Linked DNA regions of Homo sapiens: regions 1 and 3 are each linked to region 2. A link is a loop called in an ENCODE intact Hi-C map of the cell type or tissue named here. Cell type or tissue: endothelial cell of umbilical vein. All regions are shown on one strand.

The links. Peaks named below come from ENCODE experiments on the same cell type or tissue, not always from the same donor. Only the 100,000 strongest peaks of a DNase experiment are listed, where the experiment ranks them.
Region 1: it touches region 2 in a loop (17-fold over the local background); 7 of 110 quality-filtered maps call a loop at or near these places.
Region 3: it touches region 2 in a loop (3-fold over the local background); 4 of 110 quality-filtered maps call a loop at or near these places.

Annotation. Positions count from the first base shown.
Region 1 is chr4:95,692,431-95,697,430 of GRCh38, reverse strand. No RefSeq gene overlaps it. Among named protein-coding and RNA genes, the nearest start is that of PDHA2, 150 kb to the left of the region's middle. In endothelial cell of umbilical vein, no CTCF peak of the experiment used is centred here; a DNase peak (open chromatin) is centred at 2,780; H3K27ac peaks cover 1,508 bases.
Region 2 is chr4:96,349,837-96,354,836 of GRCh38, reverse strand. All of the region lies in intron 1 of LINC02267 (long intergenic non-protein coding RNA 2267), which reads right to left. Among named protein-coding and RNA genes, the nearest start is that of LINC02267, 42 kb to the right of the region's middle. In endothelial cell of umbilical vein, a CTCF peak has its summit at 2,387 (motif pointing right); DNase peaks (open chromatin) are centred at 566 and 2,566; H3K27ac peaks cover 1,008 bases.
Region 3 is chr4:95,542,482-95,547,481 of GRCh38, reverse strand. All of the region lies in intron 1 of UNC5C (unc-5 netrin receptor C), which reads left to right. Among named protein-coding and RNA genes, the nearest start is that of UNC5C, 4.0 kb to the left of the region's middle. In endothelial cell of umbilical vein, no CTCF peak of the experiment used is centred here; no DNase peak of the experiment used is centred here; H3K27me3 peaks cover 1,055 bases.

The DNA.
Region 1 (5,000 bases), 660 kb after region 2:
AAATGTCTTTATGAATGTCTTTGAACAAAGTGAGCTTTGTATAAATGGTTATAACATGCTACCAATGATTTCTCTCAAACCATGGCAAAGAAAATATACATAATGGTACCCTTTTGTCTAAAGTGCATCTCCTACCTTGGAGAAACCATTTCCTCCTTCCTAGTTCAGTGTTTTCATTCAGGACATCATTGTTTACATGACTATTTAATCAAACCAATTATCACAGAGTAATCCCAATTTCATAATTACAGTCCTTTCTCTTACTTAGAAGTGCTCAGAATTTACACCCATTTGACAATTAAAGCTCCAAAACAGTTACTAAAGCCTTTTATATCTGGTTTTCATTAGTTCATATTAAACGATTCATTGGCTTGATTTTCACTTCAGTGAACCCTCTCATAAAATCTGGTGAGACATTGTGGTGATATAGCACGTGAAAAGAAATGAATTAATACATCAGCAAAAACACTGCCAAGCTGACTATCTTAACACATTTTATTATCTCGTGGATATACTTGTCACTCATGAGAGATATATCAAAATGAGCAGAGTGAGGACTCTAAGCAGTTTCAAGGCTGAAGGGATGAAATGAGGCACGGGCTCTGCTTTCATTTACGGAGCCAGGTGTGTGTGTAGTCAGCAAGTCTCTCTGGAGAGGCATTATTCAGTGGGCAGTTTCCCAGTATTATAGAGGTTCCCATTAATGCCCCTGCAATTAAGGTTTTTATGGCATTTTACTATTTGAGGCCATAATTTCAGATTGGTACATAGGTTGTATGTGTGTGTGAGAGAGATTTATTTTAACTTATAGTAAATGCTGAGTGCAAACTCAGCTTTATTGTGGAATAAGACTGTATGCATGGCACATGTGTGTACATGTGTGATTGTATGTTTCTGTATTACAGAAGTGTGCATCTTTTTATATCTGAAAGCATAAACGTCAATATTTTTAAATCCAGTAATTTTAAAGGATATACTTTCTTAAGTTTATTCATGGGAACTTAGAGAATGCAACAAAAACTGTATTTGCTTTAAAAAAAAACTTAAGATAGTAGTTTGGATAATCTTCTAAATCTACGTAAATCATTTCTTATAAATGAAGTCAATTATGAAGATGATTTAAATGCTGTTGTTGATCATTGGCTGTGTCTAACAATGTCTGGTAAGATGGAAAGCAGTAAAAACATAGAAACACAGGTACAAGAAACAGCCCTCTGAAATGCAGCAGCCACCTCCATTCTCCTCTAGTAATATTAATAAAAAAAATCTGCCTTAGGATAACTAGGTCTTCAACTTTTCAAAAATACACCTAGACAAAATTTACATATCCTAAGAGATAGATATGGTGCTTTGTAAACTCTAAAAAGTTATAAACATTTATAAGAATATAGAGACCAGGGGCTGTACATTAACTCACCAAAGGTAAATTGCTTTCACATTTTCCAATCAAGAACACAACAGTGGTTTTTATGTCTGGAAATTGAATTTGGCCTAACAGCAAAAATAAGAGATGCAACTTCATTTTATAGTGATGTGAAGACATATCTCACTTCCTGAGACCAAATGTAAATGTCAGGTCAGAAGCACATTCAAACCAGCTCTTTCATTTGCTCATGTGTGAATGTTAAAAATCTTTAAGCCTGTTTGACATCTCCAGAATATAAGATTTTCATTGGAAGACATTTTTGTCATTTTTGAAAAATTTTTTAGAGACGAAGCCTCGCACTGTTGCCCAGGCTAGAGTGGATTGGCATGATCATAGTTCACTGCAGCCTCAACCTCCTGGGCTCAAGCAGTTCTCCTGCCTCAGCCTCCTGAGCAGTTAGGACCACAGGTGTACACCACCATGGCTGGCTAATGTTTTTTTATGTTTGTAGAGATGGGGGTCTCACTGTGTTGCCCAAGTTGGTCTTGAATTCCTGGGCTCAAGCAATTATCCTGTCTTGGTCTGGGATTGCAGGCATGAGCCACTATGCCTGGCCTTGTCTGTTATTTTTTGAACTCTTTATCCCTAGGCTGGTAAGTAGTAGGTGTTCAATAAATATTTGTTGAATGAACATTTGTTGTTCTTTTCTCTAGTTGCAGATCCTTCTCTTGTTGCTTAAGCATTGAGCTAAAGTAGTCATTATACTTTTCAGAATGCTCTTCTCTCCCTAAACTCTCTTCATTAATACATCAACTCAGGGCTTCCTCCAACTTCTCTTTAGATATTGGTCCAAAAGATACTTCTCCAACACTAACTACTCTCACAAGTTCTAATTTCTCCATTAGTTGACTGATGCTTCACCTCAGTGTCTTTCGGATTTAAAATTTGATGTAATTATAAAGAGCCCTGGATTTGGAATCAGAAGATATGATATCACATCCTAGCTTTGTTAGCTACAAACTGCACTGAAGTTAAATGACATTATCTGGGTCTCTGAACTTCTGTTTCTTCATCTATAAAGTAGAGATAAAAATAATTAACTCCCTAAATTTATGACAATACAATTAAATTTGTGTGAAAAGCTTTTTGTAAAGCCCACAGCATTGTATACATGTAAGGGAGTTATCATTGTCATCATTATTCCTCATGCCAAGCTTGTGTCAATTTCCCCATTGGTTTATAAGATCAGTCTTTTACTTGACTTCCTACTTGGCTAGAAGAGTTAGGAGACCCTAGTAGCAGATGACTTTTCCTAAAGCACAACTCAGATTATGTTATTCCTTCATGCAAAATTCTTCCACGCTTCCCTGTTTATCTATTCCAATGTCCAAACTCTTTTGTCTTGACTTTAAGATCACATGTTACTTTTTCTTCTGATTCATTTGATCCTTCCTCCTATTCATTATGCTCCTGTGAAATATTATTTCACATATTAGTCATCAAGCTTTTCCTCTTTCAATTCCCTTTTCAAATGGCTTCTGTCTCCTTGAATTCCATTTCTCTTCCGGTGTTCAAATCTTGTCCTTCAAGACTCAATACACCTGGTGTGTTCTGCTCTCCCAAGAAACAAATGTCAATATCGGATTAGATATGTAAGAGATTATTTTTTTCAGAAAAGGCCTGTAAAATCTAAAGAGGAGGGAGAAGAAGGCAAGGACCTACAAGTCTGAAACGTGAGGAAAAAGTAAAAGGAAGGACAATCATGGAGGAAGTGTATTATCCTTCAGCAGATTTTTGTGAAAGTTTCAGCCAGACCAGTGTGAAATCTTCAATTCCGAGTCTCCTATTAGAGAAGCTCCACATCTCAAAGGAATGAGCCAGAATTAGAATCACCACTCCTATGACTGAATATTTGTGTCCTCTCCACCAAATTCATATGTTAAAATCCTAATCTTCAAGGTGGGGGTAGGAACATTGCGAGGTGATTAGGTAGTCCACCCTCATGATTGGGATTAATGAACTTATAAAAGAGGCTGGAGAAAAATTCCTCATCCCCTTGACATGTGAAGGCAAAGCTAACATGCATAGTCTATGAACCAGAAAGTGGGCCCTCACCAGACACCAAATATGCTGGCACCTTCATTGTGAAACTACCAGCCTCTAGAACTATGAGACATAAATGTCTGTTGTTAGTAAACACCAAGTCCCTGGTATTTTGTTATAGCAACTCGCATGGACTAAGACACATGCTCAGTGATTAGCTCATTTGATCCTATAGAAAGGGTGGCCTAAGCTCAAAGACAGCAGTAGACCCAGAGAGCCACCTGTTGGAACTTGCAGTTAACTACTTTCCCATGAGCAGGGAATCTGAGTGGTATATTTTCATGGCCTCCATGCACGGCAACCTATAAGATGTTTCACCCATCCTTCTACTCAACCATCATAGAATGTTACCTCTGAAACTCTCAAGAAACTTATCACTTTCAACCTAAAATTTAGTTACATATGTAATAGCTTGCCTACTAGATTATAAGCTCTTTTAGGAGATAAACCATTTCTGTTTCATTTTTGTTTTTTCTAATGCACACATTGGATTTGAAATATAGCTGTGGACTGGGTAGCCATGAGGGAGATGCTCTGAGGGACTAAAATCTAGCTGTGGGGGGAAAAACCATGTTTTGATTATCTATTTGTAACAAACTACTTCGAAGTTTAGTGGGTAAAATATTAGAAATTGATTATTATTCCATGATTCTGTGGTTTGATTGGGTTGATCATGAAGCTCCCTTTTTTCATGAGATATCATATAGGCCCCCAGGTATAATTAAAGGTCCAAATGGCCTCACTCATGTGGATGAATGCTGGGGCTGTTAGGCAGGGACTTCAGTTCTCCATGTAGATTATTCCATATAGCTATTTGGCCTACCTCATATTATAGTATGTCTGGGATCCAAGGAAGATGTTTCAAGAAGACAGTTTAGTGCCTGATTTTAATGTTGCATTGGCCAAAACTAGCCACATGAGCAAGCCTAGAGTTGATATGGAGGGAACTCAGATGGGCATGACTATCAAGGGGCATGCATCAGGGGGAGCCAACAAAGTCCCACACACCATTTAGATGATACATGAAAAACTGGTTCATCAGAATTAGATTGTTAAAGTAATTGCAAGGAATAGAAAAAGGGTAGAGGAAATAGGAATAAGGAGATAAGATTTTGAAAAAAGATTTGACAGAAGAAGATAGACTATATTATCTTGAAGACTACTACTTTTGAAATTATATATAATTTTTAAATTACATCACCAACTTTACATGACAGTAACATAAATCTCAGACTTAAGCAAACAATACTAATTTGGGAGATGTCCAGAATAGACAGAGTTTTTTCAAATATCCAAAAAACACACATACACACACACACACACACACACACACACACACACACACACACAGAGTTTTGTTTGAGAATCTCATAACATTATGCCCACAAACCTCATGCATGCTAGATTTTATTAAATATTCTGAGAATAGAAATAATATTTAAAAATCCAGAATACAATGAAAAATAGGAAGAGAAAATACAATTAAAAATAGGAAGAGAAATTAACATGAGCAATTTTAGAGTTGTAATGC
Region 2 (5,000 bases):
ATCAAGCCCTTTGAACTAGTTATTCTACAACTGGGAATCTGTCCTAAGGACAGATCTCAAATTTGCAGAGCTTTATTGCAAATACTGATTATTGCTCTATTATAGCAAAAAACTTCAATCAATCTAAATCTCTAAATGTAAAGAAATTATTAACTCTACCAGACATTAAGGGGATTTGGCAAATAGTTTACAATTAGTGAGTTTCTCACATCTCTAAATCTAACTCCTCAGAGGAAGCTCTGGGAAAGAAATTAAGTCCACAACTCACTGCCTTTCCATTTCAGCACCCCTTGTTCTTTCCATACCCTGCTTTGCCCTTGTCTACAGAGCTATCTCCTCCTATAAGAAAAGCTTGATTTAATGATGGTGAACATTTCTAAAGAACATAGTTAATTTTCAAATGGCATATGTGTAAGATTAGACCCTGAAAGTGAGAGTACATTGCATGTGAAAACTTCAAAAAGACCTGTGTGCTTTGGGAGGAGATTTTGTTCAAAGTTAAAGATTTCATTCTCTTCCCAAGTAGGCCAGAGAAAAGAAATCACAGTTACAGCTGCACATGATAGCAGCTGAACAAATCCCTGGCATCGGAAAGTGAAAGTAAATGGTGTTACTTGCATGTTAGCCTGGGAACTGCAAAACATCTCAGGTGGTTATCTTTGAACGAGTGTCTGAGGGAACCTCCTTTCTTTCTTCATTCCAAAGTTACTATCTCTACTCCATAGCTCCAGTGAATTTCTATGTGTTGGAGTCTCTGAGAACAGCCCATACTCCCAGCTCCAAGCCATGAAAAGCATAAGCAGTGGATAAAAAATGAGGGAATCCATGCTCCCTGGATGAGGAGAAAAAGGTTGAGAATTGTTCTCCTACAGTTTCACGTGTATTTCACCTATTAGGTTGATTAAGCAGTTGAGTACTCCAAGAAGACAGAAATAACTAAATAATTACATCTAGTAGACTTACTGCTTATTGATCAAGTAATGATGCATCTTCTTTCCAAAACATGGAAATAGACTCCAATTGATAAAATGCATCTGAAACACCATAAAAAAATACCTGTGAAACTTATTATTTTCCTTGAAAGTAAAATCACTAATTTTTATATGAATAGCATAGCCCTTTCAATTTTTCTGTCATGAATAGTAAGCTTAATTCATAATATTTCATGCTTTCTAGCACTCTTGATGATTTTTCAAAATAAAAATTTAAGCCTTATAAATTATTTATTGGGAATTTAAGTATATACAAGATACTGGGAGAATGCCATTTGTGGTTACATGTAATATTTATATATCAGATATGGATTTTTATATAATTTGAATCAAATGCATGTAACTTTTTTGCAAATTCAAAGCTAAACAATGCTATTCTGAGGCTAATTTTCAATATGTTAAAAAGAAGTCTATGCATTCATTGGTATTTACACTTGAGGAAAATTGGTCAGAAATAACTTAATGCACTCTATATAAGTGCGTCCCTCAAGTAAAAATAACTCTAGCTTTATTTAACCTAAATATAAATCATAAATATTTTGATCTCAAAGCGTTCAAATACTATTCCTTTTACATTTGCCATTGAGATGGTAAATACTATACATATCCAACTGTTTCAGGAAAACATGTGGCTTATTCAAGTATTTATTGTAGGGATAAAAATTCTCTTTGCCATTTAAAATTTAGACAATAGGTCTAACTTGAACTGGTTGATTTACTCTTTCAAAGATGAGAATTAACATATCCATTACATGTTTTCTAAAATTAATTCATTGGTTTATTTCTTCATTCAAGTATATATTTAGTCTGGCCTTATATGAAAGGGACAGCTTCAGAAACGTCTTGGTATCTGAAGAGGAATAATGTCTCTAGGTATACATATCTGATCTTCAATCTATTTATTAACTATATCCTTTTTGTATGGATAGGTGTATGGAACACTAAGTGGTCAGTGAGGTATTCTTGATTAAATATTTAAAGAACATTTAAGTCTCTTTAGGATTTTGAATGTTCCCACCACTAAGAAATGATAAATGCTTGAAGCCATGTATATCCTAATTACCCTGATTTGATCATTACACATTTTATACATGTATCAAAATATTCTATACCCAATAAATATGTGCAATTATTACATGTCAAGTAAAAATAATTTTAAAATGTAGCTTAACTGTGTGTTTTCCATTCCTAAATAGCTTTATTTAGGAAATGGTAACATCAATGTACCATGTGATATTCGAGTCCCTTTTAAAAAAGAATAAAAGAGAGAGACTTATTTTTCTAGAATGTGATCTTAGAAGATTCCATATTGGAAACCCCATCAAAAAGAAGTCTAAGTGCTTAACATAATTTGCATTCATCCCTTTACTTGTTTATTATCTGACTTCCCACCAGAGGGCAGGGCGTTCTCAGTTTTGTTAATTGCCATACACCCTCATGGCAGTTAGTAGGTGCTCAAAAAAAAAAAAAAAAGGAATTGATTAATTATGCAATCCAACATTTTTGGATTCTATGTTAAATGATATGATTTAACTGTGCTCGTGCTCACATCCACACAGAACTTTACTGTTTATGACACGTATAACAGGAAATTCTTGTCTGCCTTATGAGTTTGTGCTGTTGATAAGAAGAGTTATCAAGTTGCTGTGAAGTTGAAACATCAGACAATTGCAAACATCTCAACTGACTCAGCAAAAACAAAACCTTTGTGAAAGCATTCTGGCTGCAACTTCTGGGTTTACAATCAACTAGGTTTTATCCACACTGTGATGTGTGAGCAGCAGGTGTCTGAAAGCATCAATTGTCCAGTCAGGCCCCTGTGAGGATGGCAAGAAGCTGTATGATTTCACAGAAACTTATAGTGAAGATGGTGCTAAAAGAACAGGGAGTCTGTTCAAAGGATGTCTTCTGTTTTTAATACATTCTATTAAAAAAAAAACTGCCATTTTAAAAATTGCTAGAATTTTATTGCAAACTACTGTTTCCATTAAAATTTCCTGTAAGGACACTGAAAGAATTTTAAGAAATTTTAAATGCAGTAGTGAACTACACATAGTCTTTTATGAGATTGTACTGACCAGAAAATAGCTGAGACAAGCAACATATGCATTTCACAATTTTAGCATTTCCTATGCATGTAGCCATGTAATCCTGTGTATTCTTCTCTGTATTTTGCCTATATGATAAGCATTGGATAGGAGACCCTAAAAATAATCATTGCTAAATGGGAAAATGTCAAACACTCACAACCAAAATTAATGAAAATTCTAATCTTGAAATATATGAAAAAATATAAATCATAATGAAACTATCAGATAGTTATATTGCTATATAAACTTATAAATACTTGCTATTAAAATAGTACTTGTGTTTATTATGCTCTCACATGTTCGAGTTGTTTGCTTTGAAATTAATATGCATACGTCTTAAAATTACATATGTGTGTAATTACATATAGAAGCTTTATATATATGTGTGTGCATAGATAGGTGGGTGTTCAAACTATATAACATCTTTTCAGGGAAAAAAACAATATCATCCATTTCACGATGTAATCATCACCATAATTTTGTCAGGTTTTTGTTTTAGTGGATTAGTTTTTTTGATATATCAAGATCATTGGAAAATCAGACATGTCAGTTTTATATGCTAACATCAAACACGTGGCTAATAATGCTTGAAAAGACACATTTGGGAAAATTCAAGAAAATAGTATCCAAAGTTAATCAGGCTGCCATATCAATTACCCTAAAATAGTCTAAACTCTCCCTTAAAGCTCTCCCAAAGACTAAGCTACAATCAGGTTTTTAAATTTTTTATTTGTTTATTTATTTATATCATTATGTGTTGCTGAGAGAGCAGTAATTACTTATAAGAGTTTTTCCATTAGCACACTCAGTGAGATTGTAAAAACCCTGAAGGTGAGGGAATAAGCTGAATTCGGTTTTGAAAGAAGATGATATTTCATGTAGAGAGAACAAGGAGCACAAGGGCCTGAAATCAAGCCTGTTGTGTTTGAAGTACAACCAGGGGACTAGGGAGCAGGAGCTGCTCAGCAAGATGGAAAGGGTAATGCACAGAAGAAAGAGGGACCAAATTACAGAGTTCTGCAGGCCATATATTCCAGGTGAGGTGGGGCAACAATAAGAGTTTTGAGCAGAGAAGTGATTATCTGCCTATTTGTTAAGAATAATCCAAAAATCAGTAAGGTGGAAGTTGGAAAATCAGTTAGGAGGTGTTGTTATAATCCAGATAAAAGATTTATTTTCCAAATGTCTAGCCAGTTACTCAATAGCATTTGCTGAGAAAAAAAAAAAATCCGTATTTTCTCTATTGATATTTAATGCTTTCTTCCCTTCTAACTGGATAGGATTACTATAATAATAAAAATAGCTGGATACAGACATGTATACATAACCAGAAATACATCTAAATTTTATGACATATAAAAATAGTCTGTTAAGATATTGATTGTAATTGTGTTGAATTAAGAGATCAGTTTAGTGAAAATAGGCAGCTTTATAATATTGCGACTTGTCACCCAAGAATGAATCATAATCAATGCTCTCTTTTGTGATGAGCCACCACAAGAATGGCTAACCTTTTACAATAAATAACTAACTTGTTTTTGAAAGCTTACTATGTGACAGCCACCATTCTTTTTTTTTTTTTTTTTTTTTTTTTTTGAGATGGAGTCTCACTCTGTCACCAAGGCTGGAGTGCAGTGGCACGATCTTGGCTCACTGCAACCTCCACCTCCTGAGTTCAAGCAATTCTCCTGCCTCATCCTCCCAAGTAGGTGGGATTACAGGCACATGCCACCATGCCCACTAATTTTTTTGTATTTTTAGGAGAAACAGGGTTTCACCATGTTGGCCAGGCTGGTTGCGAACTCCTGACCTCAAATGATCCTCCCCACCTTGGCAACCCTAAGTGCTAGGATTATAGGCATGAGCCACCTGGCCCAGCCACAGCCATCATTCTAATCATTATATGCTTTAATTCGTT
Region 3 (5,000 bases), 810 kb after region 2:
TAGCCCCAACTCCCCAGGTGATGTTCAGACACCCTAGGGTTTCCGGACAGCATTCCCTCTGATCTTAGAGAGGCGCTGGGGGTGGGGATGGGGGTGTTGGAAGCGGAGGAGAGCGCCTAGCATAGGAGTGCGGTCTGGGTGGAGAGGTAAGTGATTAGCAAGGCTTTGTGAATTAGCGATAGCTTCTTCGGAAGTAAATTTTCCTGCTGCCCTGCTAAGTGGCCCTGCTCATAAATCCTTCCTTCCTTTCTCGCCAGATGCCTCCCATCCCTGAGGTTCTGCTCTGGTTTTCTTATGCACACCTCCAGAGTTCATCTGTCTGTCTATTTAAAAAGGAATCTCCACCGAGAATCATAGCTTGTGGATTTCCTAAAATTGATAAGAAGTTCTCAGGGCGCTAGCCAAGGGTGCTTAGAGGGGGGTGTTTGGAAGCTTAAGTGAACAACCTTATGAATAGTCGTGGAATCAACCGCGCGACTCCCTGTGGAATTCGCCTGCTGTTACTGGGCATACAAAGGACTGAGCCATGGGGGTGGGTGGCGGGAGAGGGGGACGGGGCACGGTGAGAGAACTGTTTGGGAAAAAGACAAGTTAAAGTCCCCAAAGATGCCAAACAAGAGATAGGATTCCTGCTAAGAGCTTACAATAACCAAATTAAAAAGACTGGGTAGAAAAAGGATCAATAAAGATAATCAAACAGCAGATTGTAAATGGATTAATATTGAAAGAAGAAGGGAGAAGAGATTAAAAAGAAAAGATGCTTAGGATAGACTTTTTCTCTTGCACTTTTTGTAGCGTAGGCAAGTTAAAGATTGGGGACTGATTCTCATCTTAAGTGGAAAAAGAAAATGTACTCCGTTGGGTGTATGCATTTCACTGCAGTTCTTGTCCATTTCGTTTATTTAGTTCCTTCAGTTTTTGATTAGTAAAATTTTTGTTTGAATCTCATGGTCTGTAAAATGCACTATTCCACCGCTTTTATCTTTGTTATCCTCCATGTTCCAGGGATAGCAGCTCTTCCTGTGTTGTCTGTTAGTTATCAAAGGAAGGATAAAGCACCAAACTCCACTATCAGCTACTACCTTCATCACTGCAGTACAGTAACCCAGCCTGTTTATCTTGAGCCACCGTTAACACTTTCCTTGCAGAATCACACATTTTATAAATGGTCTGATAGTCAGACCTCCTTTTCCTTCTTATTCTTCTTCTTTCTCCTTTCCTTGGACTAGAACACTAGCCCATACCCTCAAGGTATGATTTCCTTGTGGTGATGACTTAAAGATCCAAATGAACTATTTCTTATGAATGAAAGTCCAAGAGCAATTAACATGGGAAAGTTACTTTAAGCACTTTACAATGTGGATGAGGTTTTTATTCTGTTGCTGAAGTACTGCAAAAATTAGAAGTATGTATATATATCTTCAGAGATAATCAAGGAAACAACAGATATTTAAGATAAAACATAGAATAGGCATTATTTGTGAGTGTACTGAGTTTTGTAACTGTGGTTTAGGCAGCAGTCATTTTCAATAGGTCCTTGGGAAATTCTCTAGGCTGTAGGCAACAACTTTCTCCTTTCTGGCTATGCCCTAATTGTTTCATTCAGGATTGCTGGGAACTCCTAGCTCCAGGGAATTTGTAGTGTTTGTGACTTCCAAGAATGAAAGATTTTACTAGTAAAAGGCAGTGTGTGTGTGTGTGTGTGTGTGCGCGCGCGCGCGTGTGTGTGAGATCAGTGTGCTTCTGAATTAGGACCCTCCTGGTTTATAAATGCATTTTATCTGGGCTACACAGCATTGATATGCTGCTTATCTAGCTCCAACTAGTGTTATGAGTGTTAACACCACCAAACTCAGGACAAAAAATTACTGAAGTCTCTAATTAGATTGGGATAATTCCCTATTATCTTAATTCATAGTTTTTTTTTTTAAATAACATATGTCTTCCTACAAAAGAGTAAAAATTCCTTTATGCATGTTTGCATATTGGTGTGGTACAAATAGACAGTCAACAGTGAAGACAACTAAAGTTCATTACAATTCTATCGTATACTTTTTCATTGTAGGAGTACAGAAAGTTTATGAATTCACATTAGGAATATGCAATAAGGAAAAGTAGGCTAGTTTACTTCTGTTTAGAAAAATAATTTTGTGTATTCTAGCTTAGAGAATGCTTAAAATCTTCAAAGAATAAACTTTTCAAACACTTGCAAAGAATTAGGAATCATTAGATTATAACTGACATTTATTGACTCCCTGGACTCCTGTATTCTGGATACTGAGGGTAAAGAGTTAAATAAGACAGGGTCCTCGAACACCTCCTATTGTAGTTTGGAGCTGGTTGTCCTAGTCAGAACTTGTATGGGTCTATTTTAAGCAACCCCCCCTAAGGACATGAACAAGGCATGAGCTCTGCTAAGTAAACCCTGTTAGCTTATTTAGAATTATTGTTGAGACTTAAACATAACTGTTCTCTAATGTATGCTAGGTTCTCCAATTAGTGCCAACAGCAAGTGTGCTCTATTAGGCCTTAACTGCGTTTAACACTTTTCTGATTTAGGTCATGGCTTTGCAGAAGCAGCAGAGGGAGTCACTCTCAGAAGAAACATTAAAATTACAGGCTGCAACCACTTTAGGAAGATAATGGGGAAAATTGTGGGGGTTGAGATTGAGCCAGTGCTATTGCCTTGAAGTTTTAGCCTACATATTTTTTTAGTTTGACTTTTATATTTGTGGCAGTTAAAAACAAACCTGTTCACATTTCCTCACAAATTAGAAACAATGGCTTCTATGGATAGAGTATGGTATTAGAAGTAAAGTTCTTAAGCAATTATTGTGCACTCATATTGCATCCTAGGCTGAATGCTATTTGTTAGAAACGGAATGTAACCAGGCAGTTTAAGCCCTACAGGAAGACAGAAGTAGAACCATGGAATTATAATTCACTTTCTTAAGTATAAAAGCGGACACAGGTATAGTACTTTCTGGATTCAGACATCCGAAGATAGTAAACATAGGTGAAGCTAGGATTCTAATGTGAGTGGTGGGTGGGGGGTTCTAAAATTTCTACACAGAAGAACGTGGGAGCAGTGATTTGGCTGGAAGTTGTATGTTCTTGAAGCTAAGTTTGCGTTGCAACAGCATTTTACTTAGATTTAATGCAAGTTTCATCTGGCTCTGGGGAGGCACAGGCTAAGAGCTGTTAATGGTGTATGCCCATTCTGTCAGTTAACATAGTGATTACCAATGTTTCCTAATACTGCTTCCAGCACCTCCAGCTGTGTGACTATGAGCAAGACATTTAACGTTTCCGTGCCTTAGTTTCCTCATATGTAAAAATGAGGATAATATATACTACAGGTTACAATTAGAGCAGCTTTTAGCTCATAGAAAATAAGTATTATTCCTTGACTTTCAATTCTACAAACCGTTGGCAAAGAAATCTAGATGTAAAAGAAACTAAAGGTCAATAATTTTGAACTCAGAGTGATGATAGCTGCTGACACTGCTTCCCCAAAAGCAAGAAATGGAGCTATCTGAAGAGATGCTGCGGAGTAGATCATTGTAAACTCCTGGACAGAGTACAGTTCTCTGAACAGCCTGTGGGAATCTCATTCCCTTCCACAGTCTCTTTTCTTCCCTTCTGTTCTCTCTGGGAAAATTAACCTAATATTAGTTCTAAAAATGACACGTTAAGTCACTCCCAGTTAAGTCCTTGCAAGAAGCTCGTCCTTGACTTTCTATTTTCTCAAGGGATACTGAAAGATAACTTTTCATAAATCCATGAACACTATTACAGAAAAAAGGTACACCCCAGGATTTCTGATAAGGGTTTGGGGAAAATCAGACCTTTATGTGAATGTGGACAGTTTTTCTTTAAAAGAAAATGGACACAAGTATATACTCTAAAGAACATAATTGGTTTTCTGTTCAAACAAAATAAACATAAAAATAGGTCAACACGAAGGCAAAGAAAATTCACCAGAACTTTCATTTATTCAAACTATATTTGCAATAGGAAGTTTCGTTATCCTAATTTAAAACAGCACAGATAATCTAGATGACATATATTTTGGTGAAATATTTGCATCTAACTCTTATTGTTTAATGGTTATTGCCATTCTTTGCATGTTTGGAGCAAATGTTTTCTGTCAGACTTTTGAGATAAAATAAGAGATTTGTAGGGCATTTTATATTACTTACGGTTTAGATTTTTCTCCTACAAAATTGTCATTCTGCTTCTATTATTGGTTCTGGTTCTGCACTCTTTCTTTTTTAACCTGATTTCTTAAACCTATGTATGGATGCTTCTTTGGTTTCATTTCTTACTTGGATTTGTTATTGCTTATGTATTTGTGGAGGAGGGCTACATGAATATGAGACCTTTGGTATTATTCCAGTATCTCTTAGCTCAAGGATGTTTTACTCACAGAAACTTGGTGCTGTTTTTTAATGCTACTTTGAAGTAGAGTAAGTTTGCCTTGAGCGATATTCAAACACTAGTGTTTCCCTTTTTTCTAGTTTTAAAAAAAGAAACTTAGTAATGGGATAATTTATAGTTTCTCTTATTTTAAATATTTGTTATTTTCAAACTTACAGAGATTTTAATAAAAACATTTTATAGGAACACTTTTATGAGCTAACAAGATCAGAAATAGAAAACTTTTTTTTTTATCCTGTCTACCTGTATGGAGCCACCAGAAGAATTTCTGCCTTTTCATGAAAACCCAAAACATATATCATGTTGCAGATATTTGGACTCTTTATGAACAATATGTTTGAAAATATTGAGCTGAAATTTCAGAATTAAAAAAATAGTTTTGTGTTGAAGTTGTACTGTGGTTTTTTGTTTTGAGCATTGCTGCTCCCCAAAATGTTGCTCATATATAATGAGATTTTGAAATACACAGAAGAATGTTTCCAGATTTTATAAGTATTTAAAACATACCTCCCCTTCTACATGGAGTACATAGTGTTAAAGTTGCCATGACATTAATTAAG